Regions from separate parts of the Mus musculus genome. Here all the other regions are linked to region 2. Evidence: chromatin loops called from intact Hi-C (ENCODE). Cell type or tissue: heart. All regions are shown on one strand. Links, peaks and the distances in the headings refer to the core of each region. The heading gives the core; the rest is flanking DNA.

Region 1 (10,395 bases), core at 6,749-9,248, 200 kb after region 2:
TGTGGGTGGAGAATGGAATTCGGCCTAGCCTTGACTCCAGGCAAGAAGGAGAAGCTGGAAGGAGGGTGTGGGATTGGAAAACCCCTTAGGGTCCCTCACCAGCACTCAGCAGAAGCAGGTGGATCCCTGCGATCCAGGCCAGCCTAGTCTATATAGAAAAAAAATAAATAAATAAAACAAAAACATGGTGTATCACCATGTAGCCCAGGATGGCCGGCAACTTGGGATCTTCCTGTCTCAACTGTTCAGATCATGGGTGTCATTTGTAAATGTTGCTTTTATGTTCTCTGATGGAGTGATGAGATGAGAGTCATATCTAAGTTTTATGAATGCATGGTTTGAGCTGAACCCAGTGCACTGCTATCTAACTATTCCTAGGCCGAGGCCTGGAAGCTTCTAGCCTCCATGCAATCTAATTTTCTGCAAGCTCAGACCTTGAAGCTTCAGCTTCCGCCCTCCATCTGCTAACCTAGACCTAGATTGTTTCAGCCTTCTAGATTTACTTCTAGATTTACTGCTGAGTGAGCTCAGCCTGTCTGGTTCTTTCTGAACTCTGGCTGGCTGGTTCAACTCAGCTGTTCTAAACCAAACTCTTCTCCATGCTGACTGATGAAAACCGGCTTCTCTCAGCTTCCGACTGAATTGTTCTCTTTGGAGACAATTGCCTCTGAACTCCACAAACTGAACTGCACCGATGGCACAAGCTGAACAGAACAGCATGCACTCAACTACATTCAACGGAACTTCACGGAACTCAGCTGAACTCAACTCCCCCTCTCCCCCCAGTCCCCAAACTCTCCCCCTCCACGCACTGACCTTAAATCACCTGTCTCTCCTGCCTGCTTTCATGAGAGCTGAGCATATCCTACCTCTGACTCATTCTGTTAAATCTGTTTCTGATTCGTCACTTTATCTGTGGCTCAATTAGATGTCATTGTTTGGAATTAAATATGTAGATTAAAGATGTATGCTAAAGAAATGTCTATATTTCAGCCTGATTACACAGACCTAGGTCTCTGGATGTAATCCCCTGTAATCCCTTGTCAGAGTAACCATGTTGCTGGATTAAAATTTCTCTATAGTAATTCACTATTGGATAGCCTGATTCTTTTCCTTTCCTTTTCTTTTTCTTTCTTTTCTTTTGTTTTTGATGATTTGTTTGTTTGTTTGTTTCCCAGACAGGGTTTCTCTGTGTAGCCCTGGCTGTCCTAAAACTTGCTCTGTAAACCAGGTTGGCCTTGAACTCACAGAGATCCACCTGCCTCTGCCTCCTGTGTGCTGGGATTAAAGGCACGCACCAATACCACCTGGATAGATAGTTTACATTTTTAGAATGCCAAGCACAAAAGAAAATTCTATAAACTTTCAGTAAGTAGAAAACTGCTCCGTAGGAGGAATCAAGAATCACACTATGTTTTAGAATTTGTCTATTTTATCTATTGTCCTAGAACCTTTTGAATCTGGATATTCATGATGTAGAGTTTGTAAAGTTCCCATGTTTGAAATTCTGCAAGGCATAACGACTCGATAGAACGTGGAGACTGTGGATGTAGCAGACGCAGAGCCAGATCCCACTGGGCGGCATCGGGTTCCCTTTACAGCAACGTCCTTCTACCTCTACATCTGATCTAACGTATTGACAAGTACAACAGACCACATATTTCTACCAACCCCAAAGCCAAGAATGTCCCTCAGTCTACATCTAACACGTCTCAGAATTTTTCACTTCATGCTCACTTTTGTGATGTCCCACCAATGTAGGTAGTAAAAGCTCTGATTTGTGACCTTCTCTTTGCCCTGTCACTATGAAAACTTCATGTAGCCACTTCCTCATTGGAACTATCATTCAGGGCAACTAGAATCCGTGTTTCTGTTCCATTCTCACTTATGTTTGATCCAGAAAAATGCTGATTTATTCCCTTTGAAGTTAGGCCCATGTTTTGCATCAGAAAAAAAAATTTAAACTGTCTTGTTTATATGTTCTTCCCCTCAGCTTTCTCATTTCTTGAACCTAGAGTCTATTGAATATTGACATTCGTGATTGATCTTTCTTTCTTTCTTTCTTTTTTTTTTAAAGATTTATTTATTTATTATATGTAAGTACACTGTAGCTGTCCTCAGATACTCCAGAAGAGGGCATCAGATCTCATTACGGATGGTTGTGAGCCACCATGTGGTTGCTGGGATTTGAACTAGGGACCTTCGGAAGAGCAGTCGGCACTCTTAACCACTGAGCCATCTCGCCAGCCCCGATCTTTCTTATCTTTGCTCTGTTTTCCATATTTTCATTTTGGTTTCATTATCTGGAAGTTTTCTAACTTTTTGCTGTTATAAATTTGAGACAAGGTGTTACTCTGTAGCCAAGGCTACCCTGGAACTCCCAATTTTATGGCATCTGCCTCCAGAGTGTGGGGATTGTAGGCATGCCCTTCCATCTGTGTTATTTTTAGAAAGGGTCTTGCTGACGTAGGAGAGGAGGGCAGAGTGAAGTCCAGAAGGCCTGACAGGAAGGCTGCACAGTTAGCCCACAATGTGATACTCCATATTCATCAAGTACTGGGATAGTCCTCTTGTGCACTGTGTAAAGGTTGTCTTTGTATAATTAAAATGTTGATTTATGTGCCAGCAGAGAGTTGAATAAAGGTCAGAGTTTGGTATTATTATTTTTTTTTTAATTTATTTATTTATTTATTTATTATATGTAAGTACACTGTAGCTGTCTTCAGACACTCCAGAAGAGGGAGTCAGATCTCATTATGGGTGGTTGTAAGCCACCATGTGGTTGCTGGGATTTGAACTTCGAACCTTCGGAAGAGCAGTCGGGTGCTCTTACCCACTGAGCCATCTCACCAGCCCCCTTGGTATTATTTTTACGAAGCATCACCTGTCTCAGTATTTCATAAACATTTTTTTCTCTATCTATCACCTTCTGATTGGTTCAACAGAGAGCTGACTGGCCCATAGTAGGGCAGAGGAAAAGCAGAACATGTGAGCAGAAATAGGAACTCCAGGAAAGAACTAGGCACAGGAGATTCACCAGCCAGACAAGAAGAAAGACCAGATGTTGAGACTGAAGGAGAGGTAACGGGCTATGTAGCAGAATGTATATTAAGATAAATGGGTTGTTAATATGAACTAGTTGAGGACTAAGCTATAAGGCCTAGGCTTCATAAATATATATAAGTCTCCGCGCCATTAGGAAGCTGGCAGGTTGAGACAGTCTGGCAATATTTGGCACCCAGTATGGGGCTAGAAAGCCAAACTTGGGCAGATTCAAGTATTAGGCCAAGCCAGGCACAGAAGGCCAGTAAGCAGCTGGGAAGAAGGTTTCTTAGCAACTGAGCAAGCCAGCAAGTGGTGGGGAGAGGCCTAGAGTGGCTCCTTTAAGAGCCCCTGCTGAGCAGTAAGGCTGGCTTCCCAGTGGGGAGCAAGGAAACAGAGCCTCACTGCACAACCTCTGCAAGATCTCCCAAGTGGAGGTCTGAGGTGGGGAATGGCCCAGCCCAGTGTGGCAGCACATGGGTCCAGGACAGGCATCAGCAAACTGTGGGGACAGGGGACACCCTAAGGAATGCTGCTTCTGTGCTGTGCGGGTCGGCAAGCAATGGCTACAGCCAGAGATGAATGGTAGACAGAGCCCATGAGCTGGTGACACAGCAGGCTGAATAAGTCCCTTCATGAAAGCCTTGCTTTCTCCAGTGAGAACCACCCCTTCCTCCCCTTCTACCCCTCCCATCCCTTCCACCTCTTTTACCCCTTCTCTGAGCAGAGCGGCTGCCAGAGGATAATGGCCTACACCTGTGGAGAGGGCAACCTGTAGAGAACTATAGAGAATTGTAGAGAGCAGGCAGAATGCAGGAACCGGCAAGGGCAGCCTGCTAGACTGAGCCAAGGGACAGAGCCAACTGCCAGACACATGGCGGCCTGAGGAGCCTGCAGACAGACAGACAGAAGGGCTAAAGGAACATTTTCCTGGAGCTGCAGTGTGATTGAGAAGCCTCCAACTTCTGAAAGGGTAAGGTATTAAGTTGGAAAACAGTGTAAGAGAAAAGAAACTGGGTATAAAAAAAATCGGGGGCTGGTGAGATGTCTCAGTGGTTAAGAGCACCGACTGCTCTTCTAAAGGTCCTGAGTTCAAATTCCAGCAACCACATGGTGGCTCACAACCATCCGTAATGAGATCTGACGCCCTCTTCTGGAGTGTCTGAAGACAGCTACAGTGTACTTACATATAATAAATAAATAAATATTTTTTAAAAATCATAAAAAGAGCCGGGCAGTGGTGGCACATGCCTTTAATCCCAGCACTTGGGAGGCAAAGGCAGGCGAATTTCTGAAATCGAGGCCAGCCTGGTCTACAGAGTGAGTTCCAGGACAACCAGGGCTACACAGAGAAACCCTGTCTCAAAAAAAACCCAAGGGGGTGGGGAGGAATCATAGAAAGAAATTGTTGTATGTAAGTTTTCACTATCTCACCTATGCTCTGGGAAGTGGGACATGCTACCAGTCCCCACCCAGCTTCCCTTGAGTCCACGGATAACACACACACACACACACACACACACACACACACACACATACACTTGTTCATTTTCAACCTGCCTTCTAGGTACAATTGTTGGGTGCTATTATCTCCCACCTAGAAAAGCATGCCCTTAATACTACTCTTAGCTCTGCACCTTCCACCTGCCCTAACTTTAGTTGGTGAGTTGAATCTAGTCCCTGCTAAATATACCTGACCACCTACCTGTAGGAGCGGCCTGTATGACCACTCTGTCGAGATCTCACATGGATGGTTGATTTTTCTTCATCAGAAGCATGGCGAAAGCTCCTCTCCTCCCTTGTCTCTCTGATTGTCCCCTGGAAGTCCTGTCTTATCCCTTCCACTTAGCAATTGGCCCAGGGCTTTTTTTTTTTCCCTGACAGATCAAGAACCAATTGCGACAAGAAATAATTAGTTTGACAATAATAAAGTGAATTTTCCAAAGGAAGGAGAGAGTTAAAGAGATTAAAAAGAGGGGCTGGAGAGATGGCTCAGTAGTTAAGAGTGCTGACTGCTCTTCCAAAGGTCCGGAGTTCAAATCCCAGCAACCACCTGGTGGGTCACAGCCATCCGTAATGAGATCTGATGACCTCTTCTGGTGTGTCTGAAGACAGCAACAGTTTACTTACATATAATAAATAAATAAGTCTTTGGGCTGGAGCAAGCAGGGCTGGAGAGAGAGAGAGAGGGAGAGAGAGAGAGAGAGAAAGAGATATTAAAATAAATAAAGATTAAAAAGAAAATATTGTCTATGTTAAAAAATGGAAAATACATAATAGAGGGCACTTGGACCCTGTATAATTTTGTTTTCATTATCAGCATAGAAATAAGTATATTTGGGGGGTGGGAGAGACAATTCTGTGCTTAAGAGCATTGGCCATTCTTACAGAGGACCCAGGTTCAACTCCCAGCAGCCACATGGTAGCTCACAACTGCCTGTAACATCAGTTCCAGAGGATTCAACCCCTTCACACAGACAAACGTGTAGGCCAAACACCAAATGTACATTAAAAAAAATTATTAAAAAAAGAAAGAAATATAGTTTTGGTAATTATTGCAAATTTATATATTATCTTTTAAAAGAATCACAGTAAAGCAGAATTAGGTAAGAAAAGAGCTGAAAAATCCATGCTAAGTTACAAACAATAGAACAAGATGTACACAATCCTTTGAATCATAGATAATTTTCAGATGAATTCGATCTTAAACTTTATACCACTCCCTTGTGACAAGATGCAAAATGGCAGTCGAAGTCTATTAAAAACCCTAAAATGATTTTTCCAGCTATGATAATGGAATTAGATGCAGATGAAAAATATACAAGGTTTTCAAGAATTTCAATGGTGGCTCATTGGAGGCACTAGACTTGAAGAGCTTTGAAGAAGCAATAATGACCTATGGGTTACATTTACCATATGTAAAATAGATACTTAATAAGTATCTCACACAAAATTGTATAATTCCAAAATATTGGAGAGAAGACCTCAACTACAATGGCTAACATGTGGAAAAATGAAGCTTCAGTAATGGAGCAATGAAATAGAACTAGAGGCATTAATATTGTCAAAGATCAGGTGAAGGTCAATATTCTGAATTAAGAGTAAAGATTGTGTTTGATGATGCCATCTTTTTTTTTTTTTTTTTAAGATTTGTTTATTATTATATAGGTACACTATAGCTGTCTTCAGATGCACCAGAAGAGGGTTTCAGGTCTCATTAGAGGTGGTTGTGAGCCACAATGTTGTTGAGCCATCTGTAATGGGATCTGATGCCCTCTTCTGGTTTGTCTCATCATATAGTCATATATATATAATAAGTAAATAAAATCTTTTTAAAAATCATAAACAGTTTCCTCAATCTATAATTTATTATTCTATGAATGATATTTGACTGGTTGATTCAGATGCAGATGCCTTAGGAAAAAATGTTTAATGAAGTAAGAGAATTTTGCCTTGTTGGGAATTTCAGGTTATTCCTGAAAGAAAAAAAAGGAGATTTCTATTAATTATCTAGGATACAAGATAGATCTACAGAAAATCCGGTTACAGAAGGTACAGATCAGAAGAGAACAGTGATAAACTCTTAATGATTTTCAAAAATTGTTGGGAGATACTAACTGGCTAAAGCCCATAAGTGGATTAACTCAAGAACTAAGCAATCTATTTCAAATCTTACAAGGTGATAAAGATTTAAACAGTCCAAGAAAATTATCAGCTGAGGCTGAGAGAGAATGGCTTTGGTAAGAAAGAGATTATAGGATACTAAGGTGGGCCATTTGGATCTACACTGGGTTGTATTTTAGTTACCCGCCTATTCATTCTCCCACAGGAATTCTTATACAGAGAGATCATATCTTAGAATGGATATTTTTAACATGTAAACAGAAAAAATTTAAAGTCTATGTAGAAAAGGTTTCTGATTTGATTGCAAAGGGGGAGAATAGGACTTTATCAATTAGCAGGAATAAATCCAGCAGAGACTGTGGTGCCTTATGCTAATGCTCAAGTTACTTCATTATGTGTAATCAACGAGGATTGGCAATGAAGCTTGTAATGGTTTGGTTTTTTGTTTTTTTTTTTGAAAGAAATTAACAGCAGATACCCCCAAAACAAGCAACTTCAGTTTCTCAAAAGAACTGGTAAGATTCTTCCTTGTATAGTAAGAGGAACACCAATTTCTAAGCTCCTGCCTTTCATACAATGCCAATAAATGCCAATAAATCAGGGATGGCAGATTATATGTTAGAAAGTACAAGTAAAATAATACAAAGTCTTCAGAAATCAGAACTCTATGTTATACTCATAGTTCTATTGGAGTTTTCAGAAATACTTAATTTAGTTAAGGATTCTCAATATGCAGAGAGCATTGTTTTGCATATAGAAACTGCTGAACTTCTGCCAGATAATTCAGTATTAACTTTGTTATCTATACAACTGCAATAATTAATTCAAAACAAAGATCACTATACAAACACACACACACACACACATACATATACATATTTGATTGAATACAGGTTTGCCAGAACCATTAGCTTTAGAACATGAGGAGATAGATAAGTTATTAATAGAAAATGTAGGGACTGGAGAGATGACTCAGTGGTTAAGAGCATTGACTGCTCTTCCAGAGGTCTTGAGTTCAATCCCCAGCAACCACATGGTGGCTTTCAATCATCTGTAATGGGATCTGGTGCCCTCTTCTGGTGTATCTGAAGACAGCTACAGTGTACTCACATACATAAAATAAATAAACCTTTTAAAAAATAAAGAAAACAAAGTATTAGAGGCTTTGAATTCTCATAAATCACATCATGTAAATAGTAGAAGTTTAAAGAAAAATACTGCTACAATGTGACAACAAGCCAAGGAAATTATAAAGAATTGTCCTACTTGTTCTTTGTATAATCAAGCTCCAATACCTGCTGGAACAGGAATAACTCTGAAGATAATCAAAGAAATGAAATTTGGCAGCTGGATGTGTTTCATTTTGCAGAGTTTGGAAAACTAAAGTATGTGCATCATACAACTGACAACTATTCAGGATTCCAATGGGCTTCTACCTTCAATTCTGAAGAGGCTGATTCTGTAATCACATATTTATTAGAAGTGATGGCTATGTTAGGAATATCTTTACAAATTAAAGTCATAATGCTCTGACATATGTATCTAATAAAATACAGCAATCATTTAAATGTTATAACATAAAGCATATTACTGATATACTTTGCAATCCTACCAGACGAGCAATTGTGGAGTGATCTAACAGGTCTTTAAAGGAAATGCTCACTAAACAGAAGGGGAATGTGAGAACTCTCAAAGATAGGATAAATAATGCTTTATTGACTTTAAATTTTTTTAATGTCAATGAGATAGGTAACACAGCTGCTGAAAACCACTAGATTTTAGATTTTGAATTAAACCAGCCTACATGTTTTAAGTGTTAGCTTCAGAATGGAAGTCAGGAAATGTGTTACATTGGGGGACAGGTTATGTGTTTGTTACAACAGGAAAAGAAAAGCTGTGGATTCCTTCAAAATCAGTGAAGATTAGATTTCACCAGACCTGGACATCTTGGCTGCGGGTAAGAAGGAAGAAACCAAAAAGAAGAACAAAGCATGTGATGTAAACACCAAAACCTCCACCGGGAAACAACAAACTGGCTAAGACAGGAAGATCTGTGACTAGCCAATAAGACTTGTTGGCTACAGAGTTCTCAGGACTTATTATTACATGCCATCTTTTTATATAACATGGATGGAAATTTTTATTAAAGTTTAATTATACAGTCCAAATGGACTTACAAAATTTGATGCCTGGCATGCTCAAATATAGCGCAGAGAATCATCTTTAGCTGATTTGTGCACACTGCACATTCCATACATATGTTAATACAGAAATACATATTACCTTTAAAAGTTTGTGTGTTCTTAGAGCAGAATGACTGGACATCAATGAAGACAACAAGACAAGTAGCCCAGGTGATCCAGCCTTACAGACTGTCTCAGGTCCCTGGCTCCTGTCATGTCGCTACAGCCTTCCACAGACCCTCCAACCCCAGAGAGGTATGTGGCACGAAGCCCTCTCACATGCAAATAAGGTTTCCCCAAAGCTCTCAGACCAAACCAATGAGAAGTACCTGTTGTCAGACCCTTACCGATCCCAAAACTGTATATAAGAATCCTATCCGGAAGGATTAGGTGTGTGAGAACTACTCCGTCTTACACTTGGGAAGAGATCTGCTCTTCCGAAGCACTGCCCGAGGTTCCGCCGCGCTCCTCACTGGCTAGTTGGCCTCTTGTTAGCCCAGCCCAACCCGACTTAGTGGTATGGAGTAACCAAGTAACCTGGAAGGCATGGCAGAGACGGAGGTGGAGCCAACTGCCATGGCGGAAGCAGGGAAGCGACATTCTCTCCCTGCTCTCACTCGCTTCCCTTCACTGGAACTCTCGCACCAGGCTGGGCCAGACATCTCCATGGGAAGTCTCTGGTATACAGGCCCACAACCAGGGTGGCAGATATGGGGCTTATGCTTGGGCTCAACAACATGGACTTCCACTCATCAAAGCTGACCTGGCTACAGCTGCTGCTGAATGCCAGATCTGCCAATAACAGAGACCAACACTGAGATAATATAGCATTATTCCTCGAGGTGACCAGCCAGCAACCTCGTGGCAGGTTGGCTACACTGGACCACTTCCTCATGGAACAAAACAATGTTTGTTCTTTTTGGGATAGATACTTATTCTGGTTATGGATTCGCCTTTTTTGTACATAATGCTTCTTTGAAAACCATCCTTGAACCTACAGAATGCTTTGGCCACCGCATAGTATTCTATACAGCATTGCTTCTGACCAAGGAACTCACTATCACAGCCAGAGAACTGTGACAGTGTGTCCATGATCGAGGAATCCACTGGTGTTACCACGTTCCCCACCATCCTGAAGCAGCTGGCATGATAGATGGAACGGCCTTTTGAAGACACAGTTACAGTACCAAGTAGTTAGCAGCAACATGGAGGGCTAGGGCAGGGTTCTCCAGAAGGTGGCATATGCTCGAATCAATGTTCAATATAAGGTACAGTGTCTCCCATAGCCAGGACCCACGGGTTCAGGAATCAAGAGGTTGGAAAGGAAATAGTTCCACTCACTATCACTCCTAGTGACCCACTATGAAAGTTTTCACATCTCATTCCCACAACCGTAAGTTCTGCTGGTCCAGAAGTTTTGATTCCAGGGTAGTGAGTAGTGCTCCTGCCAGAAACCACAAAAAAAAAAAAAACAAAAACAAAAAAAAACACTCCATTGTTTGCTCAGGCGATCCCCAGGTCATTTTGGGTTTCTATTGCCCTCAAG
Region 2 (10,395 bases), core at 4,608-7,107:
ATTTAGATCCCCCCCCCCATGATAGAGAAGCCTCGACCATCATTGGGACATTACAGAATCCCAAGGACGTCAAAATCAAGTCTCAGCTATCAGACTCTTTACCAGACTCCAAAGTTTTTGCTTATAATGTCTTAAAAAAAAAAAGTTTTTTGTTTTCTCATTTCAAATCAATTAAATATTATGGGTGAAACAAATCACTCATTTGCCTCAGAACTTTTAGAAAAAAAATATATTTTGTTGAAATACTGTGTGCACGCTCGATCTGAACTTGTGTGCACTGTGCTTTGGTGCATTTATAAATGATAAGCTTGGATTCTGAAATTAAACTTTTTTATTTGTTATTTTCTAAAGAAAGAAAAGAAAAAAGAAAGGAAGGAAAGAAGAAAGGAAGGAAGGAAGGAAGGAAGGAAAGAAGGAAGGAAGAAAGAAAGAAAGAAAGAAAGAAAGAAAGAAAGAAAGAAAGAAAGAAAGAAAGAAAGAAAGGAAGAAAGGAAGAAACCCCTCAGCAGCTTGGGTTTAGTTGATTCCAGATGTAGAGAAGCTGACAGCCAGGATTAATCATGACATCATCCACTAAAGGTAGAACTGGAGGACAGAGGAGGAAAATATGTTGTCTGTCTGTCTATCTGTCTGCCTGTCTATCTGTCTGTCTTCAGTCCTTGGAACTGGTGATCTAACATTTCTTAGAACTTCAGCCTCAAGAATTCCAGCTGGATAGTGGTGGCCCACGCCTTTAATCCCAGCACTTGGGAGGCAGAGGCAGGTGGATTTCTGAGTTCGAGGTCAGCCTGGTCTACAGAGTGAGTTCCAGGACAGCCAGGACTATGCAGAGAAACCCTGTCTCGAAAAACAAAACAACAACAACAAAAAATTCACACCAATGGACATCTAGGGTTATAGATCACCTGACCCAAGTGTGACCCATCATTGAATTCTACTCCACACTTGCACATTAATGAAAAATAAGTGACAAACAAAATATCAGGTGGCTTCAGTGATGATGGGGGCCTCAGCAACAAATGGCAGAAGCACCACTCAGGAATACTATCCTGGCTCTTAACCATTTTCCTTTTGGGGGAGTGGGTTCAAAACAGGGTTTCTCTGTATAATCCTGGCTGTCCTGGAACTCTGCTCTGTGAACCAGGCAGGCCTCAAACTCAGATCTGCCTAGCTCTGCCTCCCAAATGCTGAAATTAAAGACAGGTACAACTATCACCCAGCTAAAATTGTAATGTCCTAAGTGTCATTGGTTGCTGTTTGTTTGTTTTGTTTTGTTTTGTTTTGTTATGGGGGGGGGGGGTTGGTTGGTTTTGGGTTTGGGTTGGGTTTGGATTGGCGGGGCAGGCGGGGGGGGGGGTTGGTTTTTGGTTTTTCTAGACAGGGTTTCCCTCTGTAGCCCTGGCTGTCCTGGAACTCACTCTGTAATCCAGGATGTCCCCAAACTCAGAGATTGCCTGCCTCTGCCTCCTGAGTGTGCCACCACTCCCAGCTCCTGTTCGTTTTCGAAGCCTGGCTGGCTAGGTCTGTAGACGCCATGTACTGTCCAAGGCTTCCCTAAGACAGCTCCTTCCCTAATTAAGTCATCCACGGCTGGTCTCTGATGTGTGTACTCAAGGACCCAAATAGTAAAGAATCAACAAGGGCTACAGGGAATTGGAGGGCTGGCTGGAAGATTGGATTTTAGAGAACAAGGCAGTAAAATCCAGCTAAGATTCAAGGAATCTGGCAGCTGCTGGCCCTGGGTGGTAAATTGCTAAAATTAAATTATCACTTAGAGTCACCTGGAATAAAAAAACCTCATTCAGGCAAAACGTTGAAGGCCATATTGCTACTCACACAGAGCAAAATGAAAAGCAGGAGTCACAGGAGCTGTTGTGAGTGTGACTTCTCCTACGAAGACTGGATAGATGAAAAAACGAGAAGTTTAAGCCTCTCTTTTCCCACCCGGAGATTTTCCAATAATGAGCAAAACCAACCTCTTCAAGCACAGCCAGGCTTCAACACCTGTTGAATTGATACCCACCCCGCCTTCCAGCTGCGGTGATAGTGGGTCACGTGGTTCAGGGAAGACTGTGACTCCAGAGTCTACTGTAAGGACACTTAACAAGATCTGAAGGACTCAAACTTCCTGAACGTTGAAACACCTGTGTCCTCTGCGTTCGCTTCTGACTAAAGTTCTGTCACTTCCTGCGCATGCGTCCTTGTGGGAGCACTCAGTCTCTTCTCGGTCACTCCCTGCGCATGCGTCCTTGTGAAAGAGCGCAGTCTCTGCTCTGTCACTCACTGCTTTACAGGTTTCTAAAGACAGTCAGACACCAATGTGGCCGGGAAGCAGAACTCTGAGCTTGTTATTACAAGAAAAGTTAAAGGCCCATCAAAAGACTGTCTGAGCCAGGCTTGTGCCTGCAATGCCAGCCCTCAGGAAGCTGAGTGAGACAGAGTCTTAAGTGAGGTCAACCTAGAATATTAGGTGACTCTCAACCATCTAGAACTCCAGTTCTAGCAGCTGATGCCCTCTTCTGGCCTCCGAAGTCACTGCATGTATACACACGGTACATAGGCACACATGCAGGCAACGCCCACATACATAAAATAAACTAAAAGCTAAAGAAAGATGGTTCTGGAAGAAAGCCAGCCAGACTGCAAAGATGGTGGGAGAGAAGCTCTTCTGAGGACAGTATTTTCTCTGCCTAGACCAGAGTGTGTGGTGTGGTGTGTGTGTGTGTGTGTGTGTGTGTGTGTGTGTGTGTGTGTGTGTGTGTAAGGCACATGCCATAGAAGGGAGTGGGGAGCCTCCAGCCTTAGATAAGTACATCTAATCGCTTAGCTGTTATGTATGTTATGTTAGCTATGTTATGTTATGTAGGAGGACTGTCTGAGAGCAGGGAGTTGTCCTATGTCTATAGACTGACTCAAACCTCTTCAAAGTCTCTGTGCAAAACAACAGCCACCACCATCGCCACCACCCCACCCTGGCCAAAATGAGCTAAGGTGCTGACTTCTGCCCACCACTCCCTCCCCACCACCTACCCCTCAAGATAAGCACCATTAAATTGTGGGTGGGTAGGAGGAGGAGCAGATCATGATGCACAAAGGTCTTTAAGCCAGGGCCAGAGTCCTCAGGCTTAGAAATCTATGTTCAGACTCAATGGGTGGCAGCTGGGACCAAGCAGAACCAAAAAGACCTAAGTCTAAGACAATACTAGCCTGGCCTGACAAATCTTGGGACTATGAACCAGGCAGTCTCTTTGCCTAAAATGGAGTTGAGACAGCCTCTGTGGGGTAGGTCAACTGGTAAACATCTTAGATGTGGTAGGTGTCAGCCCCTGAACCTTCTTCCTGTGTATGAAGAATTTGCCACAGGATGGAGGGCAAGAGGAAGAGCCCCTCCTTCCGCCAAGGCCCGTTCTCCCCCCGACTCTGTACCCATAGCATTTCAGGATGTGACACAGAGACATAGGGACAGCTCAGGTTCCACCCAGCCACTCTAGTGTGGCCCAAGATGGGAGGCAGTGTGTTCATTGAGGGACCAGCAGGTCCTGACCAGCTGGCCCTTGTGGTATGTCCCTGGAGAAGTGTCTAACCATTGTGCTTCCCCCACACTCCTGTGCATTCTCCTAGCCTGGTCTCCAGCTTGCCTGCCAATTCTGGACAGACCTAATATCATTCCATTAAATTCTTTTTGCTGCCTTGGTCACCCAGCCTGCTGCTGCCGCTGCTTAGATAAGAAGCGCCACTGGGGCAGTCAGCACAGATGCGGTTTGAAGTTGTGCCTGTGTGGATATGAAGTAAGCTGCAGAGAGAACCCCTGGGAAGGAGGAGACTGGGGTGGGGGAATCTATAAAGGGGAGTAGTGGGAGCTGGGGGTGTGCCTTGGTGGGGGCAGGGGGAGGAACAGCCAATGGAAGACACAGGAAGTGAAGAGACTTGAATACCAAGAAACGCAGTTCAAAGCTCACTATCTGAAACTGGAGTTATTCTGTTTGTGAATAAGGCACAAAGTAGGTCAGTGCCTTTCACACATGCCCTGAGCGCTGTAAGGAGAAAGAGTGACAGGGAGTGGAGATCACAGACGTGGGAAATGTCTTTGAGTCAACTTCATTTCTTCTCATTCTTCTATTGTTTTCTATTTTCATATGTGTGTGGAGCGCATATGTATATATGCATGTTTTGCCTGTATGTGTGTAAATTTGCATGTGTGGGTGCATGTGTGGAGGTTTGTGTAGAGATTCGAGGTTGATGGCAGGAGCCAGCCTCCATTGCTGTCCTACAAGGCAGGGTATCTCAATCAAACCCAGAGCGCTCCCAGACAGCTAATTCTTGCTAGTCAGCTAGCTTTGGGGGATCCCTTGTGCCCACCTTCCATGGCTGGAATCACAGAAGAGCCACCATGCCGGCCCAGCTTTTATGTGGGTTTGGGGGAATCTGAACGCTGGTCCTCACATTTTTTGTGACTAACATGTGAACCTCCGAGCCATTTCCTCGGCCCTCAACTTCATTGCTTGATCTATTTTCTGAGCAGTTGAAATCTTCCAAGGTTTCCCACTAGCCATCATCATATTCTTGAAATTCTTTTCATTAACAATTATCCCATTTAGATTATACATCGTAAAGATGGCTGACTGTGAGCCAGGTCCTTCTATCCCAGCAACTACAGAACCGCAGCGGGAACTTTCCTTTTGTTATCTTTTTTTATTTTTATTTTTCTAATCCAATTGTCTGTTGGTGATGTAAATGTATTCTTCAGTTAATTTTTAGTCTGACAGATTTTATCAAGTGTGATCTCCTCATTGTCAGTTTCATTTAATGATCTTTAAAATAATTTAGGTACAGCCTGAGGTTTTTTTTTTTTTATTTGTTTCCCCAGTAAGCAGCCTTGTTATGTCGAGAGGAGCAAAGACAAGACTGACATGGGGAAAAGGGACCTTGAATCAGAGAAGATTCCTAGGTTCTGTTGTTCAAAAAGAACACCCCTGTCTGAAACAAACACCCACTGTGTGGGGAGCCAGTGAAAACATCTTAAAAAAAAAAAAAAAAAAAAAAACAAAACAAAAAAAAAACTACTGTGTGGAAAGCCAGTGTAGCTTAAAAATGCTAAGACTCTCCTCCAGCGCCACAGCCAATCCTGTCTGAAAACACCCCTGACTCTGCACACAGTCCTTGCAAGGGAGTCCTCAATGCCTGTGTCTCCCTGTGCATCACCCCATTCCTAGGGCCACTAGGACATCAGACTGTGGCAGGGAGGGCAAGCACAGCCCCTGACTCCGGCTGACCTTCTATCTCCTTTTTCCAAATTCTTGGTCAAGGTATTCGTAGATTTTAAAATGTGAAAAAGCAAAGGGGTTAGGTTGTTTGGCAAATGTTTTTTATATTCTTAGAACAGCGACCGAAAACAAAGCAAAACAAAACTTTGTCCAGCAAGTCCCATCTGTGCCATAAGACTTCCCTGCCCCAGCTTAAACACATGACAGGCAGAAAGAAGCCTAAGTGCCCGCTCTAAAAGCTGTCCAAAACACTTCAAACCTTCCTGCTCACCAGCCCGTGAAATCTGCAACTCCCTTCCCTAGCGGCCACCCAGCCTTCGCATCTTTGCAAAGCACTGGCGTTCCGCTCAGTATTGTCCACCAGAGGGCGCCCGTGCTCCTCTGAGAGGACCGCAGACGCGTCTGCCCTCTTGTGTTAATATTACATTCTACTGGCCTCCTATCGCACGGGCTTCAGTTACGCTGCTCCTCCAGGAAGCTCCCAGATGGCTTTGCTTGACTTCTTCCTGGACCACATCTGAGGGTTGGGAGCACAGTAAGTGGATCCACTGCAGTTATCAGATTAAGAACAACAACAAAGGCATTTTTGGCCAAGCGTGGTGGGCCACTGGGATATCTCAGCACTTGAGATAGGGCAGGAGGATCATGAATTCAAGGCCAGCCAGGGCTACATCCTCTGTCTCAGCAAAACCAGGCTGGGGTCTGGAGAGGTTAGGTTAGTGCACTAGCTGCTCTTTCAGAGGACCCTGGTTCAGTTCCCAGCACCCACTGGCATCTCACAAATGTCTGTAACTCCAGGTCCCAGGGATCTGATGTCCTCTTCTGGTCTCCAAAGGCGCTGCACACACAAACGGGCAAAACACTGATTCACATAAAATAAACAAAAACAAGCAAACAAGATCTTTGAACTAAAGACGTAGAAAAAACATCTAGTACGATGGCTCACCGTGTAGTGATGTCGGCCAGAGTGTGTTGGGAGCCGCCCCCACATTCGCCGTCACAAGATGGCGCTGACAGCTGTGTTCTAAGTGGTAAACAAATAATCTGCGCATGTGCCAAGGGTATTTTACCACTACATGTACTCTGCCTTTCCCGTGACGTCAACTCGGCCATGGGCTGCAGCCAATCAGGGAGTGATGCGTCCTAGGCGAAGGATAATTCTCCTTAAAAGGGAAGGGGTTTCCGCCATTCTCTCTCTTGCTCTGCGCTCTGGCGCTCTGGCGCGCTGGCGCTCTGGCTCCTAAAGATGTAAGCGGGGGGCCTTTCGTTTTTGGGGCTTGGGGCTTGCGCTCCTGGCTCCTGAAGATGTAAGCAATAAAGTTTTGCCGCAGAAGATTCTGGTTTGTTGTGTTCTTCCTGGCCGGTCGTGAGAACGCGTTTAAGAAGAGTGTCCAGAGTGTCTCTGAATCCCAAAGTGTGAAGAAAGAACTGATGTCCCAAAGTTGTTCTCTGACCTCCACACATGTGCAGAAACATGTGTGCCCCCGACTAGTGGTGATGATGATGGTGACGGTAATGATAATGATGGTAGTGGTGGCGGCTCAGTGGTTAAGAGCACTGGTTGTTCTTCCAGAGGACCTGGGTTCAACTCCCAGCACCTATGTGACAGCTCATAGCCATCTGTAACTGCAGCTCCGGGAGATAAGATACCCTCACACGGCCATACATACAGGCAAAACAACAATGCCCATAAAGTAGAAGTAAAAAATGAATTATTAAAAAATAATTATTATTCAACATAGAAACTCTGAGGTTTCAGGGAGCCTAACAATTGTTACACAAAGGCGACCTCGTCCAAGAGAACACAGATTGGAACGTTACTTCACATGTGAATGTGGGTTTGAAACTTAGATCAGACGGTTTTCCAAGACATCTTTACTTACTGAGTTTAGGTGTCGGGTGTGACCACTCACCTGTGAAGCGTTTGTATATAACCTCCTGTTTGTATGTCACAATTGTTTGCTCTCTCAGGTTCTCCCTTCTTTGCCCCCCAGGACTGCTCCTTCTGTGCCATTTCTGAGACCTGTCTCTTAGAACCTCAGGCTAAGGGGAACCGAGGAGGACGTGGGGCCATGGCTAACACAGGCTGGCGGACAGATGCCTGGTCAGATGTGCAATAGCCAGCCAGTCCTTAGACTGCTCAGACTCCAGGCAAAGCTCCCAGAGGCCCCTGGGAAACATTCTAGTCCCCCAGGCCATGCCTGACTACCTGAGAAGCAAGCCATCAGGCTGAGCACTTTGGATTCCTGGGGTCTGGGACCACAGGGACAATCCCCACTCTGAGACCCCGGCCCCCTGAACCTGATGAATCCAGCAAGTGCTGCCTGGCTTCCACTAACCTCCAACCTTACTCCAGATCTCCCCAGAGCATCTTGCTCTGCGGAGCAGGTGCCTTAGCACCACACTTGCTGGGTACCCTCCAGGTCAACAGAACTCAGTGGCCTAAAGGTTCTCTCAGCCTAGAGCAGCCCTAGTCTCCCCTAGCGCAGGAGAACCCCTAACCATTCATTTCTTCTGAAAACCCTGTGGGACTGAAAAGCCGCCGTTGAGACCCTTAAATTCTGCAGCGTTCTCATGAGTCTCTCCCATTTAATCCTCAGACTCTTCCTATGAACTAGGTAAGACCTGGTGTTCCTCACAGGCAAAGACTCTCAGACTAGAAACTGAAATTACTCAGGTCTGGGGTTGCAGAAGAGACACAGACCCCAAGACACGTGCTTTCACTCTCACAAAGTGAGAGGAACCCCTGGGGACACAGCTCAGGACTGTCCCCAAGGGTAGGACCGTCGTCATTCAGACACCCTGAGCCAACCCTGGTGGGCACTGGCTGAGCTCCCGGCAGACTCCAGAACCGCTGTAGCCTCTGTAGCAGGATCCATGCAAGGCAGCAAAGCCCACACCCACACCCAGAGTGTGTCCCAGGGCTGAGTTGCCACGGCATTTGATATATTTGAAAAGAAGGGGTCTTTAGGAATAGCCCTATGACCCTTGGTACCCCTTCCCTGGCCTGCTTAGGAAATGACATCTTGTTTCTCTCTCTAGTCACCTCACTCCTCCTTCCAATCAGTGCCTGTCATCAGTCTGCTCAGAGAGTATACAAGGCACAAGCTTGGGGTCATACCAGGTAACCTAAGAGTTTCTGTCTTTTAAGATTTATTTATTTATTATATGTAAGTATACTGTAGCTGTCTTCAGACACTCCAGAAGAGGGCGTCAGATCTTGTTACAGATGGTTGTGAGCCACCATGTGGTTGCTGGGATTTGAACTCCAGACCTTCGGAAGAGCAGTCGGGTGCTCTTACCCACTGAGCCATCTCACCAGCCTGAGTTTCTGTCTTTAGAACCAATCCAGTCACCTTTGGGCTGCCTTGAAGAGGCAAGGGCCCACCCTGAGCACTGCTGGGGGTGGCTTCTGGACTTTTCCTCCCATCCTGTCAGGTTGTTTTCCTAATAGAGATTCACCTTGCCCAGTTAATGAGTCCTAGGCCAAAGAGGGAGTGGAGGCTGACTTTGGGAAATGTCTAGGTCTGACCACCCGCCTCAAAAATGACTCCCAGAAGAATCTGGGCAGGGGGTGGGAAGGAGGGAAGGAATCTACTCCTTGGGGCTGCTTCAGGAAGCACACACCAATGCATCCTTAGTTTGTCTTTAGGGATGCTGGGAAGAGTCTCAGGATGATGGGGGAAGAGGCCAGGAGCATGCATTTAAGCACTGTTCATACCCTGGCCTGACTAATGGTGATCTGAGGTCTGGCTCTGACACCAGGGAAGTTGTTATTGCTGGAAGGAACAAGCCAGTGTTCATCGTGGGACGATTGATCCTGATTGAGGGGAGTGCAGAACAACTTTGACATCCCATCTACTGATTGGCTTGCTGTTCCTGGCCCTTTGAAAACATCTTAGTTACTTCTGTCATGAGCCTTGAAGCCCTGAAGGTATGTGCTAGCTCTAATACATATGAGCCTTAGATGGTTAGCATGCTGTGTGCAGGACGGATGGAGGTAAAGGCTGTAAGGGCCATCTGCGGTGATACTGTCACCCAGTGACTGTCAGGGTTGATGGGTCTGATCTAGCTGCCTGGAAATGGCTCCCCTTCCTGCCTCACTCCTCCTCATATTTCTTTCCCAACACTGGGGAGCCATTGTGCAAGGCAGGCACAGTCAGGGGCCACTCCTCTCCTTTGTCAGTTGAAACTTTATGGTGCAAATTGAGCAAGCATAGAGGCATTCCTGTCCCTAAAAGAGCCTGCTTAGGAATGGGCTAACCCCTATATGAATAGCCACCCTGAATGAAACCACATTCTATCTTTGTTCAGGGAGAGTGTTGCTTTGAAAAATGACGCCCTTGCTCTCCTCACCTGCTGCAGGTGATAAATTCCATTCCGTGTGTGTGTGTGTGTGTGTGTGTGTGTGTGTGTGTGTGTGTGTGTTCCCTGTGTTTACGGTCGCTTTGCAACCATCAGGATTCAAATCCATTGTGTTCATTGATAAAGGTATACAAGGTGACTTCACTCTCCTACTAGAACCTCCAAAAAGAGGCAGTAGGGTAGACAAGGTACAAAATGGAAATAGAGATGCCAGAAGTCTTATTTTTTTAGTTATTGGGGGAAGTGGACTACGCATGTCAAGGTCAGCGGATACCTGAGGGTCAGTTCCCTCCCTCTATCTTTACACGGCTTCCTGAGATAGAACTCAGGTTGCTAGCCTTGCAAGGCAAGCCCCTCTAGCCACTGTGCCGTCTCCATGTCTTGCTAGGCTTTTTATTTTGCTTTTAGTTACCCATGAGACATCCAAGGGTCCAAGTATGTATGAGACCAGTGCCTTCAGCAACAGCAGCTTCTAGGTTTCTATGGCAGACACACACACACACACACACACACACACACACACACACACACACATACACACAGATACACACACACATACACACAGATACATACACACAGATATACACACATACACACACACACATAAACACACACATACATACACACACACACACACACACATATTCTTCAGTCTCCTGTCTAGGTCAGATTTCCAGCACAAACAATACTGTCACCAGAGTTGGCTGTTGACATGGTTATTTCTACTACACTGTAAATGTTTGCAAAGGGCTATGGGAAGAATTTA
Region 3 (10,395 bases), core at 4,859-7,358, 210 kb after region 2:
CATTTGGTCCTGCAGTCCAAATCTGCCAGCCCTTAGACAAGGAGTTGGCTCTCCCAAGCTCTAACTGTGAAGGTGTGTCAGCACCTCTAATTGGAGGCCCAATTTCAGGTTTCCCTGTTGACTGCTCAGGGACCCCTGCTGACCGAAGTATGTTCAGGGACAAATCCTTCAGACCACAATCATGTTCCCCTAGATGGCTTTTCAAACAATTTTTCACCATGTAGCCAGGCTTTGAGCTCAAACTCCTCCTGACCCAGCACCAGGCCACACGTCTAGCTCTATCTATTAGTTGTTCAGAGGTTTCCTAACCCACTTCTCATAAACCAGCAGACATTCAAGGTTGTCTATCCAAAGCATACCTTCAACACATGCCACAACATGCAAAGCTTCCCTTCGACACATACCACAGGATACAAGCTTTCATTTTTTGCTATTCCCTGATATCTACCTCTTAGAATATTATGAATTTCTATTTTCCTCAAAAGTAACTATTTTACACACACCAACATACATGATTAAAATTACTTAATAAAAGTTGAATTTTTACTTTCATAGGACTACATAGTATTAGTAGTTTTTCTTCCTCTCTATCAGAGGCTAATCTAAATTTTATTCAAACAGAATAAAAAACCAACTTACCTTAACTTCTGAAGCTCTTTCTGTGCATGTTCAATCATATGAACAAGATTTCTAAAGAAGGAAGAACGCACAGGCACCTTGAAATCTGGTAACGCTGAGGAAGAATTGCCTATTTATATACTAAGCCATGTTTTTCTGCTAAAAATCTAAAATCTGGAGATCTGTGTCTAGAATGTCAGATGATTCATAAACATTAGTTTGTTTAATTCAGTACTTAACTGAATTTGATTTTAGCTACTACTAATTTGCAGCAGTTCATAAGCATGCGCACAGCAGTGAACGATTTGGGTTGCTGGCCCACAGCTAAGGCTGCAGGCCCGCTCCACTTAATTTTAGCTCTCCAGTGAGCAGCATAGTTTAGAAGTTAGGTGCTGGGCATTGATCTATTAATAAGCCAGGGACTAACTTTGTGGCCAGGGGAGGCTTTGTGTGCTTAGGCTAGCCTCAAATGTGCAGCAATACTCCTGTGCGCTCAGCTCTTTTTTTAGACTTAAAAGTTGTAAGAGGTAATTGTGAGAGATGTATATGTGTGTGTACAGATACTTCCCCTAGGAGAAACAGTATAGTATTCCTTGATTCTGTGTTCAGGGGAAACTTTATTGCTTTATTTTTTGAGGCAAGATCTCACTCTGGAGCCCGAGCTGGCCAGAAACTCATGGAAATCCCCAGACCTCAGCCTCCTGAGCATTGCTGGACAGAAGGTGAGCGGCCGGCCACCCTGGTCAGGACTTTAAGCAACATGACATGTGAATACGAGAACCCATTATTTAAGCATCTGCCCATTAAGGAGTGCATTCTATCAAGTGATATTCTGCAGATCACCCTCAGAGCTCATTTTCTTATACAGTACAGTGAACGTGGTAGGTAGTTACGTGGATGTAGGATAGCTCAGCATTAGTGAACTCTAAGGTAGGACTCAAGGTAGCCTTTCGTTGGTGTAGTTCTGAGACAATCCCATGTCAAATCTAGCATTCTTGTTATTATTTTGGGTACAGGGTTTGCTATATGAGCTTAGGATGACTAAACTCAAAATATAAGCCAGGCAGGCCCTCCTCCACACCTTAGCTTCCCACACCAACTGCTGGAATTAAAAACATACCACACTTTAAAAGACACTAGCAACTCTGGGTGGGACAGGATAAGAAAGAGAAGGCCCAGCGCCTCTTACTCATTGTACACCTTCCAGGCATTGCATCCATGCTGTGACATCAGCTCCAGATTCTCGATCCGGACCGCCTGGTGCTCCAACTGAGCCATAGAATTGTTTACACATTCTTGCCATGCAGTAATGTCATTTTTTTGACCTGAGGAAGGGGCTGGAAGTTCATATCTGAAATTACATAACAAACAAACCAATGTATCTTTCAAAGCCTTCATCACTCCTTCCAACAGAATTCTCATGGACATATGCCCACTACATAAAGACAAAGACACAAATTATCAACTCCCGACCACACATGCACAGAGACCAAGGATATAATGTAGATCAGGCAGTACAAAGAAACCTGTTAGTTTGGAAACTGATTTACAGATAAAACTAACAAAAAAAACCCTATTTCCATAAATGTGAACTAGTTAAATGAGCTGTGACAGTCACCAAGACTCTCATGTCTCTTGTTCCTATTTGTCTATCATGACCTTTCTTAGGTAATGTCTAATTATCAGCTTTAAAAAAAAAAAAAAAAAGACTTTTAAAAGATTAATTATTTCATGTATGTGAGTACACTGTCGCAGTCTTTCCACACACCAGAAGAGGGCATCGGATCTGCATTACAGATGGTTGTGAGCCACCATGTGGCTGCTGGGATTTGAACTCAGGACCTCTGCAAGAGCAGTCAGTGCTCTTAACCGATGAGCCACCTCAGCAGCCCTTTAGGCAACTTTTTAAAAAGCTGATAAGCAGTGCTGGAGAGATGGCTTAGCAGTTAAGAGCAGTGACTGCTTTTCCAGAGGTCCTGAGTTCAATTCCCAGTAGCCACATGGTGGCTTACAACCATCCATAAAGAGATCTGACACCTTCTTCTGGTGTGTCTGAAGACAGCTACAGTGTACTTATGTATAACAATAAATAAATCTTTTTTTTTGTTTTTTTTTGTTTTTTTTTTCCAAGACAGGGTTTCTCTGTGTAGCCCTGGCTGTCCTGGAACTCACTTTGTAGACCTTTGCTGGCCTCGAACTCAGAAATCTGCCTGCCTCTGCCTCGTGCGCCACTACGACCGGCTGGTACTCTCTTTTTATTCTCACTTCCTACCCACAGCAGCAAACACAAACACTCTTCCAACCACTGGCAAAGCAGCTGTTACCATAGCTCAACCTCATCTTACCGTTTCATGCTGAGTAATTCAATCGGTTGTCGAGCAGCGAGTCTTTCAAATTCATTTCTCATTATGTCTGTCTGATGCACAAACACCACAAAGAATTAGTAACAGAATCATGCTGAAAATAATGAATGCAGTTTACTGAGATTTTATACTTTGTACTACACATTATAGCGAATCTTTTCCCTTCTCAATCACTACTCAAAAAAAAAAAAAAAAAAAAAAGGATGCTAATATTTGAACCCAGGGCCACTGACACATCCCCCAGTTGAGGTTAATTCTATCTAGAATCTGAAGAAATAGGCATATTCTTTAATTCCATATTCTGCCCAGGCATGAAAGGAGGTGGACATAGAAGAGTCCACCTCTCAAGGATTAACCCTAAACCAGCAGTTTTCAATGCCCTGTAGTCAGCCAGCTGTGGAACTCTGAAAACAGCTTTAATCCCAGCCCCACGTCACGTTGTAATTCACAACACACAACAGTCTTGAATCATTTCAGGAAGTCTCCGCTGCTGCATGACGAACTGACACAGTGTAAACTGTTTGGGTACAGTGTAAATGGTGAAGTCACATGATGTAACATGGACCAGAGCTTAGATCTGGGACTTGAGTTTTCAATTAATTTCTGGGTTAGTACTTTTTACTCTTGCCAAATTTCTTGCAGCTCCCACATCAGTTATGAAACCCCCACTGAGGAGTCACAACCCAGTTTAAAAACCTGGCATCTAGATCCGAAGTATCACACATCCCTGCGCATGGAGCAGTCTCCTTTCAGCCTGAAAGTGCTTCTAACAACATCTAAGTGGTGTTTTTTGGTTGCACTTGTAGAATAACCACTTAAAAACAGCATGCAGTTAGACATGCTTGTTCAGGCATTCATACACCTGTTAACTATCTGAGACTTGGTACAAAAGAATCTCCCTCCAGGGGTGGCAAAGAGTACAGGTACTTAAGATTATAAATATTAAAATCTCGTGAGTGATACCTGTTCTTGAGTGGACCTTAGAGAATAAAGGGCCCTTTTGTGAAATGTACCATGACTCTTCTACACACACACACACACACACACGGAGGTGCACACTATTAAACAAATCTGCAGAAACTAATGGAGCATTTCGCAGGTTCTTGTAGTACGAAGCCCGTGACATGCGCATCTGGCGGTTTCAAACCGACTCACACCTACATGGCACTCAGTACGAGCTGCAGGCACCAGCTAACTTGGAAGGTGGAGTTCACTTTACACAGCTAAAGCCCTCACTCCCGTATCAAAGTCCGCAAGCCTCCTGGCTTACTTCAAAGGCACACTTACTTCAAAGGCAGAATAATCCGGGGCCGTCAGGTAGCTCAGGTAGTTCTTGGTAGGTCGGTATCTGCGCGTCTCCTCCTCCACCAGGGCCGCCGCCTAAGAACGAGAACAGGCCAGGGTCGCGGCGGGAAAGGGCGGCGTGCCTTCGGCGGACCCGCCGCACATGACCCGCACTCACCGCTTCCCGCACGCCGGGTGCCTCATAGCCTTGGTCAAAATATGGTAGCGCATCTACCACCACCTCTCCGGCTACCAAGCCCGTGCCCGCCATCGCGCGGCACTAGGCTTCAAGAGCGCCTTCTGAGTCTGCGCAGCCTCGGTTCTAATTCCACTGCGCCTGCGCCTGGAATGACGTCACACACGCCGCTGCCTTTGGGGCTTCGATTCGGGCGCACGCGCAGTTGGTAATTATAGCCACTAGGCTCTAAGCCTAAGCATCACGTGCTGGCGTGCCGGGGTGCCTTTCTTTGTATGGGTGCCGTTTTTTTTTTTTTTTTTTTTGAAGGAGTGGGTAGGGCAGACTTCGGAAGAGGTGGTTGCTGGACTTGGCTGGAGGGGAGAAATATATTTTCCACATCCTTTAACCTTCCATTGTTTAGACTCACATAGTGCTGGGCTTCTAGCGCTCCCTTGCTTTATCCTCATTTCGCAGCCGGTCCCTTAAGAATGTTCTTTTATAGAAACTAGAAATGTGCGCCTATTTTCCAATTAAATTTTTAGATCCAACAACCTGAGGGGTGCGGCTCAATGGCAAAACCAGGTCAGTCCGCAGCACTGCAAACACCTCATCCCTTCCATGACTGTAATTATAACTATAAAATGCCTCATTTTAGAAGCTCTGCCTTGGAGTGGAGGCAACTCAGGGGAGAGCTAGAAGCCCAGAAAAAGGGAAACTCACAGGAATATGCTAGGGTGACCATAAGACTTGAAGCAACAGGGGATATAGGACCTGAAATGGCCACCTCCTGGAACCAGGCAAGACTTCCAATGGATTGATGGGGACACCAATCTACCCACAAAACCAAAATTTGTCCTGCTTACAAGATGTGTGGGGATAAAGATGGACTAGAAACTGAGGGGATGATCAAGGCCCAACTTGAGACTCATCCCATGAGAGCAAGCCCACCCCTGACACTATTAATGTTTTGCTACACTTCCAGACAGGAGAGGCTTCGCCCAACAGCTGCTGGAAACAGATGGAAAGATCCACAGCCAAACATTAGGCAGAGCTCTGGGAATCTTGTGGAAGAAGGGGAGGAAGGAATGAAGGAACCAGAAGGGTCAAGGACACCACAAAAAAAGCCATACAGAATCAACTAACCTGGTCCCGCAGGGGTTCACAGAGACTGATCCACCAACCAAAGAGGCTGCAATGGACAGTCCTGGATCCTTACACACATGTAACAGATATGCAGCTTCTGTGGGACCCCTAACAGCTGGAGCAGGGGCTGTCTCTGACTCTGCCTTTGGACCCCCTTCCCCTAACTGGGCAGCCTTGTCTAGCCTCAACAGAAGATAGGCCTAGTCTTACTGCAACTTGCTATGCCAAGGCTGATATCCACGGGAGGCCTCCCCTTCTCTGAGGAGAAAGGGAGAAGATGGGGAAAGGAGAGAAGAGAGGGAGTAGGAGGATAGGTGGGAGGGAAGGCTGTGATCAGATAAAATAATGAGAAAATCTTGCTATTTTTTGTCTTTAGGGCCTATACAAAACCCAATCATTTTTGCCTTTAGGATTTGTGGTAATAAAATATTACTCCACGTTGCCTCTCAACCCCTCAGGCTGTAGTTAGCATACATTCTTTGTAAAATATCTTCCAGACTAAGAGGTAATGAAAAAAAGATTGTGAGACTATATAAGCTATCCAGTGTACGTTCAACCAAGAGCTTTGGAAAAGTTGATCTCGGTTATAATCCTGGTTAGTCTAAGCTGGATTTGAGTATTTACGAATTTACATTGTGTAAATGTGCTGTTTATGGGTTTATGTAAAGTGTGTGTGTTGTGATTTGATAACTGCCTCTCATACATAGGCTTAGGGATTTGAACACTCAGTCCCCAGCTGGTGGCGCTGTTGCAGAGGTTTAGTTACTTTTGCTCTCTGCTTTCAAGTTGCCCTTTGAAAATGTGAACTCTCCCGCTACTGCCTTCATGCTTCTCCACCTGAATTAACTCTCAGCCCTGGAATGTAAGCCAAGGCAAATGTTCTTCTTTAAGTTGCTTGGTCAATGTTCTATCACTGCAATAGAAAAGTAACCACTACACATCTTATGTGCATTTGTTTTAAATTCTCCAAGAGATCTGTGGGAATTTTTTTAAAATGCCTTTATCTGTAAACATTTGATAGAAATATTGAACAATTCTTTTTACAAACGTATTTAGAATTCACAACATTTACAAAAACAAATTACAACAAACTCAAGGAAAGGAAGCAGCTTTAGATCTTAAGAAGGTTAAGACTCTCCCAAAAGCAGTCTCCCTGCAGAGGGACAGTCATGATTGACCACAGTAAACCCTCCTTCCCCATCTTATAAACAACCAGTCATGAATTGTTCCATCGGGATTGGAGTGTAGGAAGAAGGAAAGGAGAGAGCTGTCTGGGAGGAGCTCCCCTGGGTGAGCTGCACTAACATTTGAAAGGACAGACTCAGTTCTCTTCCCTGGACCCATGTGTGGGAACTATATTGCACAGCACCAGTCTTAAATGGATTCATTCAGACACCCTAGTATGAGTGACAATGACAATACTATACAAGTCAGTGAGTTGTATCCCAGTACAACAAACAACACTTTCCAAGTCTGAATGAGTATTTTCCATGCCAGGTAAAGCAGTGGGCAAAGGTTACAGAAAACAACTGACATTTACCACAACATTTCTCACTTATCAATGAAAACTGTACCCTCACTGACAAACTCCCTTTCCCAGGTGCTACTCCTACTTTAGATTTTCAGCATCTGGTTGATGAAGAGGCTTAGGAAACACTAAAAACTCACACCGATGTAAAAATAACCAGTGTGGCAGAGCACACAAAAGGCCCTGGGTCCTATCCCCAGCAGCAGAAGAAGAAACAAAGGAACAAACCTTGTCTAGACCCCCATAGCTTAACGTCTCATCAGAGCCAAAAAGGAAGCTCTGGTGTGCTCCACAGAGAACTTTAAACATCACTATAAAGAGTTCATTTACAGCTGTAGGACTAACCAGCTTTGTATGTGTTCATAAGTCAAGTGTTTGGCTTAGTTCTTTCTTGTATATAACTGGCCAAATTCCTTAGCTTCTCTGAACTCCAGTTTCTTGTAGAATATCATGAAGCTGATCTAAAGCTTGAATAAGATGACATGTAGATTATCACAGTGCTGCAAATTGTAAACACCAAAACTCAGATAGCTATGTCCTTAAAAGGACATTTTAATGTTGGCTCCATTCCATAAAGCATAATGCTGACATATGAGAAGCAAGCTATCCCAGCAGGACACGTGTTCTGAGGAGGCCATGCCTGGTGTCTGCTTTTTTTTTAAAGTTCTAACATGAGTGAAATTCTCCAAGATAGGACATGGGACAAAAGGGGGGTTTAATCAATGGTGACAGTACTGGAATTAGAAAGCACAAACCGTCCACGTATTTAAAGCAATATGATGCTTCAGTGATGAGAATCGTGTGACCATGGTGTCCTCCATGTCTGTCTCCCTAGTACCTGAAACTCTCATTATTCTCCTTATTTCTCTGTCAATCTCATCTTTGCATTGTTTTTAGGAACTCAACACCAAGTATTTCTGAGTCTTCTCCTTGTAAAGGACAACCACAAGCACAAAGCAGAGGCTCTTGCACCCATCAGTAACCAAAGATAAAACACCACTGTAAAATAACGAGCCCAGGCATGGCGGTGCACGCCTTTGATCTCAGCACTTGGGAGGCAGAGGCAGGAGGACCTCTGTGAGATCTTTGAGATTTGTGACATCAGGATTTGAGGCCAGCCCGATCTACAGAACGAGTTCCATCACAGTCAGGGCTATAGCGAGAGACCCTGTCTCAAAAACAACAAACAAACAAAACAGTCCCCAAATCAGAAGGAGAAGAGAGCGCACTGGTTCTAGACTGCTCCCAGTTGGTCTGCAGCAACAGGAGAGTTTTCCAACAGTCTTTCTCCTTTTACAGTCACAGATGTTACAGGACTCTCCCGAGCATCCAGATCCTTGGGAAAACACTGTCGTTGGCACTTCCAGCTATGTTTAGAATGAAGAAAAGATTTCACTTCTTGTGAAGAAATTTCATTTTACTTCCTGGAAAGAGAAAAAAAAAACTTTCACCTTACTTCCTCTTCATCTGCTGTACACCTGAGCCAAGGGACTAACAACCTAGCCATTCAGAATCACCCCGGAGGTTAGCTGCCTTGTTACATGCTCTCAGTGTCACTTCTGAATAAGTGTCTTCCAAAGTCCTATGTGTAAGAGCTTGGTCCCTAGCTTGTGGCACCACTGGAAAGTAATGGAACCTTAAAAAGGTGGGCCCTGGAGGGAGAAGACCTGGCCATGAGTGCCTTCCAGATACTTGGTCCCTTCTTTGCTCTGCTTCCTAGCAGCCAAAACACAAGCAGGCTCTTCTACCTGTGTCTTGCTGCAGGCCCCAAAGCATCAGGACCAATCAGCCGTGGGCTGAAACCCCCCACACTAGGAGCCTAAGTCAGCCTCCAGAACAGAGTCCCAACCTTCCCAACGCAGAGACCATGTATGCTGTGGTGACCTTCTAACCAGAAAATCATTTCTGCTACTTCAGAACTGTAATTTTGCTACTGCCATGAGCTGTAAATATTTTGGAAACAGAGGTTTGCAAAGGGGTCATGACCCTCAGGCTTAGAACCACTGCTCTAGTGCCTCACTTTTATTACTTTAGGCTTTCTGTTCCACTAATGGAAAGCTATTAGTTGATGGGTTTAGCCACTAAAAAAACCCCATGAATGTCTAATTGTAGAGGCGGGAAAGAACTCAAGACATAATCTAACTCAAGTGGTTTTCAATTGGACTGAAGTTTCAAATTACCTGGCTCACTCCCTAGAGAATTCTAAATGCTCAAAAGAGACCTCTCTAAAGTCCCTAAAGATTATCATCTGATCTAATCTAACCCAAGGTGTGGATGAAATCACAGCCTGCGGCATAAATGCCCACGGTCTCTCAGCTAGTTAAGGACAGGGTCTAATCAGGAGCATACATTCCAAAGCCCAGAGTTTAAGGCAATTGTCTTGTGACAGGCACACCACTGTCCTCACATCAGTCCAGAATTTAAAAATCAGAAGGACCCATGTTTATGAAATGCAGAATAAGGCCGAGGCAATCCTCTTCTGCTTCCCAGCCCCCAAGGATTTTAAGTCTGAAGTCCATGGACACCCTAGAATTATATGCAAAATTTATCTGTATATATAAATACATTATTTTCTGGTAAATAGAACTACTTTTTAAAATGTATCCCCAAAGAGTACAACCTAGAGAGGCTTCATGGTCATGACTCGGGGACTTATACCACAAGGTTAATCATCCAATAGGGCAAAGCGACTCACCAAGACTACGTAAAATTCTATTCACCCCGCTGGGTTCCGACTCAGGAATTGTTTCCAAATATTGAAGAGCCCGGACTTCAAACAAACCTACGAAGAAGACATCAGTGAGACTGTTCAACATGCCAGCCTGGAAAACAGTTAAATTAAACCTTTCCTTTTTGTGATGGTTTGTATATGCTTGGCTCAGGGAGTGGACTTGTTAGAGTAGGTGTGTCACTGTGGGTGTGGGCTTTAAGACCCTCAACCTAGCTGTCTGGAAGTCAGTCTTCCACTAGCAGCCTTCAGATGAAGATGTAGAAATCTCAGTTCTGCCTCTCTCATGCCTGCCTGGATGCTGCCATGCTCCTACTTTTGATGATAATGAACTGAACCTGTAAGCCAGCCCAATTAAATGTTGTCCTTTATAAGACTTGCCTTGGTCATGGTGTCTCTTCACAGCAGGAAAATCCTAACACACTTTTCTTTCTCTTTTTGGCAGTGTTGTGGGCAAGCTCTGATCTTTGTACATGCGAGGTAGGTTCTTTACTACTGAGCTAAACCCCAAGCCTAAGATGAGTCTTTTCTTTAATGATCTTATTTTAGCTGT

Evidence for each region. Peaks named below come from ENCODE experiments on the same cell type or tissue, not always from the same donor. Only the 100,000 strongest peaks of a DNase experiment are listed, where the experiment ranks them.
Region 1: a loop joins it to region 2, with 5 times the contacts of the local background. A loop is called at or near these places in 25 of 42 quality-filtered maps.
Region 3: it touches region 2 in a loop (3-fold over the local background); 22 of 42 quality-filtered maps call a loop at or near these places.

Annotation. Positions count from the first base shown.
Region 1 is chr3:103,181,993-103,192,387 of GRCm38, reverse strand. It overlaps Gm40113 (a long non-coding RNA gene), which reads left to right. Exons shown (of 3, transcript XR_001784063.1): 3 at 2,946-3,095. Among named protein-coding and RNA genes, the nearest start is that of Gm40113, 9.5 kb to the left of the region's middle. In heart, for the core only: a CTCF peak has its summit at 7,755 (motif pointing left); no DNase peak of the experiment used is centred there.
Region 2 is chr3:103,378,606-103,389,000 of GRCm38, reverse strand. No RefSeq gene overlaps it. Among named protein-coding and RNA genes, the nearest start is that of Gm25869, 44 kb to the left of the region's middle. In heart, for the core only: no CTCF peak of the experiment used is centred there; a DNase peak (open chromatin) is centred at 5,640.
Region 3 is chr3:103,165,914-103,176,308 of GRCm38, reverse strand. Dennd2c (DENN/MADD domain containing 2C) reads right to left here. Exons shown (of 19, transcript NM_001384113.1): 18 at 9,810-9,896; 19 at 6,571-8,538. The coding sequence ends at 8,507. It overlaps Bcas2 (breast carcinoma amplified sequence 2), which reads right to left and starts at 4,654. Exons shown (of 7, transcript NM_026602.4): 1 at 4,444-4,654; 2 at 4,269-4,361; 3 at 2,964-3,034; 4 at 1,808-1,969; 5 at 640-690. The coding sequence starts at 4,536. In heart, for the core only: a CTCF peak has its summit at 6,319 (motif pointing right); a DNase peak (open chromatin) is centred at 6,348; H3K4me3 peaks cover 453 bases; H3K27ac peaks cover 914 bases.